Regions from separate parts of the Homo sapiens genome. Here region 2 is linked to region 1. Evidence: chromatin loops called from intact Hi-C (ENCODE). Cell type or tissue: spleen. All regions are shown on one strand. Links, peaks and the distances in the headings refer to the core of each region. The heading gives the core; the rest is flanking DNA.

Region 1 (2,911 bases), core at 170-2,669:
CCGAGATTGTGCCACTGCATGCTAGCCTGGGCAACAGAGCAAGACTCCATCTCAAAAAAAAAAAAAAAAATCATCCAATGGGCCAGGCACAGTGGCTTAGGCCTGTAATTTCAGCACTTTGGGGCGCTGAGTTGGGCAGATCCCCTGAGCTCAGAAGTACAAGACCAGCCTGGGCAACATGGTGAAACCCCGTCTGTAGAAAAAATGCAAATATTGGCCAGGCCTGGTGGCTCACGCCTGTAATCCCAGCACTTTGGGAGGCCAAGGTGGGTGGATCACCTGAGGTCAGGAGTTCAAGACCAGCTTGGCCAACATGGTGAAATCTCAGTATTTACTAAAAAATACAAAAATTAGCCAGGCATAATGGTGGGCGCCTGTAGTCCCAGCTACTCAGGAGACTGAGTCAGGAGAATCGCTTGAACCCAGGAGGTGGAGGTTGCAGGGTTGCAGTGAGGCGAGATCATGCCACTGTACTCCCGCCTGGGTGACAGACCAAGGCTCTGTCTCAAAAAAAAATAAAATAAAATAAACAAATAAATAAATAAATAATAAAAACATACAATGAATGTTTCCCCTTACCTTGCTTTAATTCTCTCCATATTTCTTATCACCATCGGTCTCACTATATATTGTGTCTTCCCCGCCTCCTCCACCCCAAAATGTAAGACTTAGGCATTTTTGTTTGATACTATATACTGCTTAGAATACAGCTTGACAGACTGTAGGCACCTCAATACATTGAGTGAATTAATGTCTCAGACATCAGAGAAAAACCATACCTACAGACTGACAGAAGATTTAATTATATCACCCTCCATCACTCTATTGGTAAACTCCAAACTTGAGAAGGTAACAGATGCCCTGACCCCAATCATCCTAGTCAACAGGAAAGGGCGTCTGAAATACGGATGCAAAGCAGAGCACACCGGGTCTGAACTCAGAAAACAGCCTAATCCTCGTCTCTGTAACTACTAGTAGTGTCTTTAGACAATCACTTAACTTCTCTGAACCTTTGAAGCTGTCGACTGGAAGCACTTACACTTCCTCAAATACAGTGTTGTTCTTGGGGTTTACAGGAATTGTGGGAGGAAAAAAAAGCACTTCGTAAACTAGAAAACGGCAAGGAAACGATATGAATTATTTCTGATCCTGGACTGCAGCTCTAGCTCCAGCATTTGTCCCAACCTTCCCAGACACCAAAATCTCCCCAAGACACCAAAATCTCCCCAGACACCAAAATGTCCCCAGACCCCAAGGAGGTGACAGTTGTGTTCCTGCCCTTTTTTTAACTCACCTGCGCAGCCAGGAGCCCAACAGGTAAACTCAGAAGGTCCTCCCGTGCAGAATTTAAACCAAACTACAAGCGGTTCTTGCCCGGACCCACGCCGGAAACAAACGCAGTTCCGCACTTGCGCTGTGAAAGGACACGCGGTCGCGCGCTGCCCTTTGGGATGTGTAGTTTGCCGGAGCAGCCGAGAGCGGGTGCACTCGCTAAGCCGCTCGGCCTTCTGGGAGTTGTAGTCAAAGGATTGTTTTGAACGTGACGCCAAAGGTGGGAGGGGCGGCTGTTGTCATTATTCGTGCAGCCGGAGGGAGGGGTGAGGAGGCGTGGCGGTTGCGCCCCCGCGCTGGGCAGGGACAGGTCGAGGGACCAGGCTTCGGCAGTGCGCGTCCGCGGCGGGAATCTCGCCCCAGATTTCCTGCTCCCCTGCAGCCCAGGAAACAGAAGGGAGGCCCGGGAGAAAGAGAGACTCACTGTCTCGGTCTAGGTCCCGCGACGGCCTGCTTGCCTGGACAAGCCACGAAGCACAAAATCCTTTTTAGGCAGGGGGAAACCCAGGGATAGAGAAAGCGGAGGAAGACAGCCTGACAGAGGTTTCACCAAGCTGTCATCTCCCACCTGACACAGTGCTTGGCACATGGAAGGCATTTCAAATTTTTTTTCTTTAATAAAAGAATAAAAATCCGATGATTTCTTCCAGCTACAAGTCAGTCATTACCCAACAACCTCTCTCCCACTAAACGAGGATTTTTGTTAGGCACTCATTTCCCTCCATAAATCCCTGACAGTTACAGGTCAGTCATTTGCCCCGCAGCCAACAGGTTCCACCACGTCTATAATCCTCTTTTTACTACCTTGGGCTTTGGAATCTTATATTATTTGCTATACTGCTTACATTACTGTGTGACTTTGAGCAAATCACAGGCTTCATCTCTCTGAGATCGTTTTTTTTTTTCTTTTTGTTTTTGAGACAGGGTCTCACTCTCTCGCCCAGGTTGGAGTACAGTGCCGCGAACATGGCTCACTGCAGCCTCGACCTCCTGGGCTCAAGCGTGATATCGTTTTTTGTCTGCAAAGTTGGGATAATAACAGTGCCCAACCTCCTAAAGTTGTTTTGACGATTGCAGGAATGTGCCTGTAAAGTACTAAGTACAATGCCTGTAATATAGAAAAAAATCTGATATCAGCTTTTACGTTTTTATTATAGGCTGGGGCGGAAGGGGCTATAATATCATTCATTCGTGCAATACTTAACATTTTTCAGATCCCTTTCAGGCATCTTCTTTCACAGCCACCCTGTAAAGACAGCTTTATTATATCCAATTTCAGATGGGGGAGGAGACTCAGATAGGTGCAGAGGTTTGCCCAAACATTAACAGCCATTGGTAGAGCTAGGACTCAAACCCAGAGTTTCTGAGTCCGGTTATAATAATAGTAAACATTTAGGCCAGGCGCGGTGGCTCACGCCTGCAGTCTCAGCACTTTGGGAGGCCGAGACGGGCGGATCACCTGAGGTCAGGAGTTCGAGACCAGCCTGACCAACATGGTGAAACCCCATCTATACTAAAAATACAAAAATTAGCTAGGCGTGGTGGCGGGCGCCTGTAATCCCGGCTACTTGGGAGGCTG
Region 2 (2,911 bases), core at 217-2,716, 95 kb after region 1:
TGCTGTTAGGACCCTTTCTTTAATCCCTGACATCTGGGAGATTGATTATTAAATGCCTTGAGGTAGTCTTCTTTGGGTTAAGTCTGCTTGGTGTTCTATAACCTTCTCATGTTTGGATATTGATATCTTTCTCTAGATTTGGGAAATTCTCTGCTACTATCCGTTTGAATAAACTTTCTAGCCCTGTCTCTCTCCCTACCTCCTATTTAAGGCCAGTAACTCTTAGATTTGCCCTTTTGAGGCCATTGTCTAGATCCTGTAGGCATACTTCATTCTTTGTTTATTCTTTTTTTTTATTTTTGAGACGGAGTCTCGCTCTGTTGCCCAGGATGGAGTGCAGTGGCACAATCTTGGCTCACTGCAAGCTCTGCCTCCTGGGTTCATACCATTCTCCTGCCTCAACCTCCTGAGTAGCTGGGACTACAGGCGCCCACCACCACGCCCGGCTAATTTTTTTTTTTTTTTTTGTATTTTTAGTAGAGATGAGGTTTCACCGTGTTAGCCAGGATGGTCTCGATCTCCTGATCTCGTGATCCACCTGCCTCGGCCTCCCAAAGTCTTTGTTTATTCTTTTATTATTTTGCTTCATCTGACTGTATTTTCAAATACCCTGTCTTTAAACACTCTAGTTCTTCTGCTTGATCAATTCTGCTGTTAAAAGACTGATGCGTTTCAGTATGTTAATTGCATTTTTTTCTTTCTTTCTTTTTTTTTTTTTTTTGAGACAGAGTTCCACTCTTGTTGCCCAGGCTGGAGTGCAATGGCATGCTCTCGGCTCACTGCAACCTCTGCCTCTCCAATTCTCCTGCCTGAGCCTCCCAAGTAGCTGGGATTACAGGCCTGCACCACCATGCCCAGCTAATTTTTGTATTTTTAGTAGAAACAGGGCCTCACCACGTTGGCCAGGCTGGTCTTGCACTCCTAACCTCAGGTGATCTGACTGCCTCGGCCTCCCAAAGTGCTGGGATTACAGGCATGAGCCACTGCACCCGGCCTCAATTGCATTTTTCGACTCCGGAATTTCTCCTTGATTCTTTTTAATTATTTCAATTTATTTGTTAAATTTGTTGATGGGATTCTGAATTCCTTCTCTGTGGAGGAAATATTGAATTTCTTTGAGTTTCCTCAAAACAGCTATTTTGATTTCTCTGTCTGAAAGGTCACATATCTCTGTTTCTCTGGAATTGGCCCTGTGTGCCTTATTTAGTTCGTTTGGTGAGGCTGTGTTTTCCTGGATCGTCTTGAAGCTTGTGGATGTTTGTTGGTGTCTGGGCACTAAGGAGTTAGGTATTTATTATAGTCTTTGTAGTCTGGGCTTGTTTGTACTCATCCTTCTTGGGAAGGCTTTCGAGGTATTGGAAGGGGCTTGGCTGTTGTGATCTAAGTTTTGGTCACTGCAGCCATGTCTACATAAGGGGGCACTCCAAGCCTAGTAACACTGTAGTTCTTGCAGACTTTTAGAGGTTACTACCTTTGTGGTTTTGGATAACATCAGGAAGAATTCTCTGGATTACCAGGTAGAGACTCTCATTTTCTTCCCTTACTTTCTCCCAAACAAATGGAGTCTTACTCTCCGTGCTGAGCTCCCTGGAGCTGGGTGAGGTGTGACACAAGCATCCCCATGGTCACCAGAATTGGGACTGCACTGGGTCAGGCCTGAAGCCAGCACAAGACTGGGTTTTGCTCAAGGCCCGCTGTAATCACTACCTGGCTATGCCCTACGTTCGCTCAAGGCCCTAGGGCTCTGCAATCAGCAGGTGGTGAAGCCAGCCAGGCTTGTGTTCTTCCCCTTAGGGTGGTTAGTTCACTGCTGGGCCCCAGAGAGGTCCACAGTTGCTGTCCATGGGCCAGGGCCTGGAGTCGGAAACCTTAGAAATCTCTCTAGTGCTCTGTGCTACTGCAGCTAAGCTGGCACTGAAACCACAGGACACAGTCCTTCCCACTCTTCCCTCCCTTTTCCCCAGATATAGGAGTCTCTCCCCTTGTCCACCACCACCACGGGTCTATGAGGAGTACTGCCAGGGTACTACTGCTGATGTTCGCCTAAGGCCCAAAGGCCCTTCAGTCAGCTTGTGGTGAATGTGACCAGGCCTGAGACTCACCCTGCAGGGCAGCGGTCTCCCCTCTTGTTCGGCCAGATAATTCTTTGTTAGGATGTTTATCAGCATCTCTGGCCTCTATCCACTCTCCCGATTTATGACAACGGAACAATGTTCCCAGATATTACCGAATGTCCCTGGCTGGGTAAAATCGCCCCTGGTTGAGAACCACTGGTTTGTACCAATTCATTGTTCCAGAGAAATGTGACCTGCCCTTGAGTGTCTTTATCTTCCCCAACAAGAAAAGGCCTGTAGTCCCACAAGATGGACTCTAAAAGAGGGGCAGCATTCCTTTGTCAAATACATTTGAGAAGTACTGCATGCTGTGGGCCCACAGCTTGGTCAATCACCATACACAATAGCATATTAAAGGCTGTGGGAAGTTCTCCAGTGAAGAAACCTCTTTAGCCGAGATTTACCAAATGTACTTGACCTTGGAACCCTTTTCCTGTACTACCTATTAACCTTCTGCAGGACATACTGTACTTATGTTTCCCATCTGGGCCCTCTGCCCTGGTGCTTCTCCCCTTCTCTGCTTTATGGATTCCTGTTCATTCTGCATGGCCCAGCTCACAGAGTGCACCCTCTGTGAAACCTTCCTTCTCCCCTCTCATCTCCTTCCTTACCGTATATCCATACACATTCACATAATCACATCCATGTTTCGTCCATTACTCTATTGAAATTCTTGAGGACTGGGTCCTGTCTCAGTTAAATGTCAGTAGAAGATGCTCAGTAATGGCTGTTGGGAGAATTCAGAAGGGATATTCAGGTGTTTGGGCCACAGTTTTGGGAAGATGAGTCACTCCTTG

What was found. Peaks named below come from ENCODE experiments on the same cell type or tissue, not always from the same donor. Only the 100,000 strongest peaks of a DNase experiment are listed, where the experiment ranks them.
Region 2: a loop joins it to region 1, with 5 times the contacts of the local background. A loop is called at or near these places in 97 of 110 quality-filtered maps.

What each region holds. Positions count from the first base shown.
Region 1 is chr11:57,656,244-57,659,154 of GRCh38, reverse strand. It overlaps CLP1 (cleavage factor polyribonucleotide kinase subunit 1), which reads right to left and starts at 1,393. Exons shown (of 3, transcript NM_006831.3): 1 at 1,295-1,393. RefSeq lists an enhancer at 1,750-1,919. In spleen, for the core only: a CTCF peak has its summit at 1,617; a DNase peak (open chromatin) is centred at 1,514; H3K4me3 peaks cover 1,946 bases; H3K27ac peaks cover 1,519 bases.
Region 2 is chr11:57,561,292-57,564,202 of GRCh38, reverse strand. The region is part of intron 1 of UBE2L6 (ubiquitin conjugating enzyme E2 L6); the gene reads left to right. Among named protein-coding and RNA genes, the nearest start is that of UBE2L6, 4.9 kb to the left of the region's middle. In spleen, for the core only: no CTCF peak of the experiment used is centred there; no DNase peak of the experiment used is centred there; H3K27ac peaks cover 1,055 bases.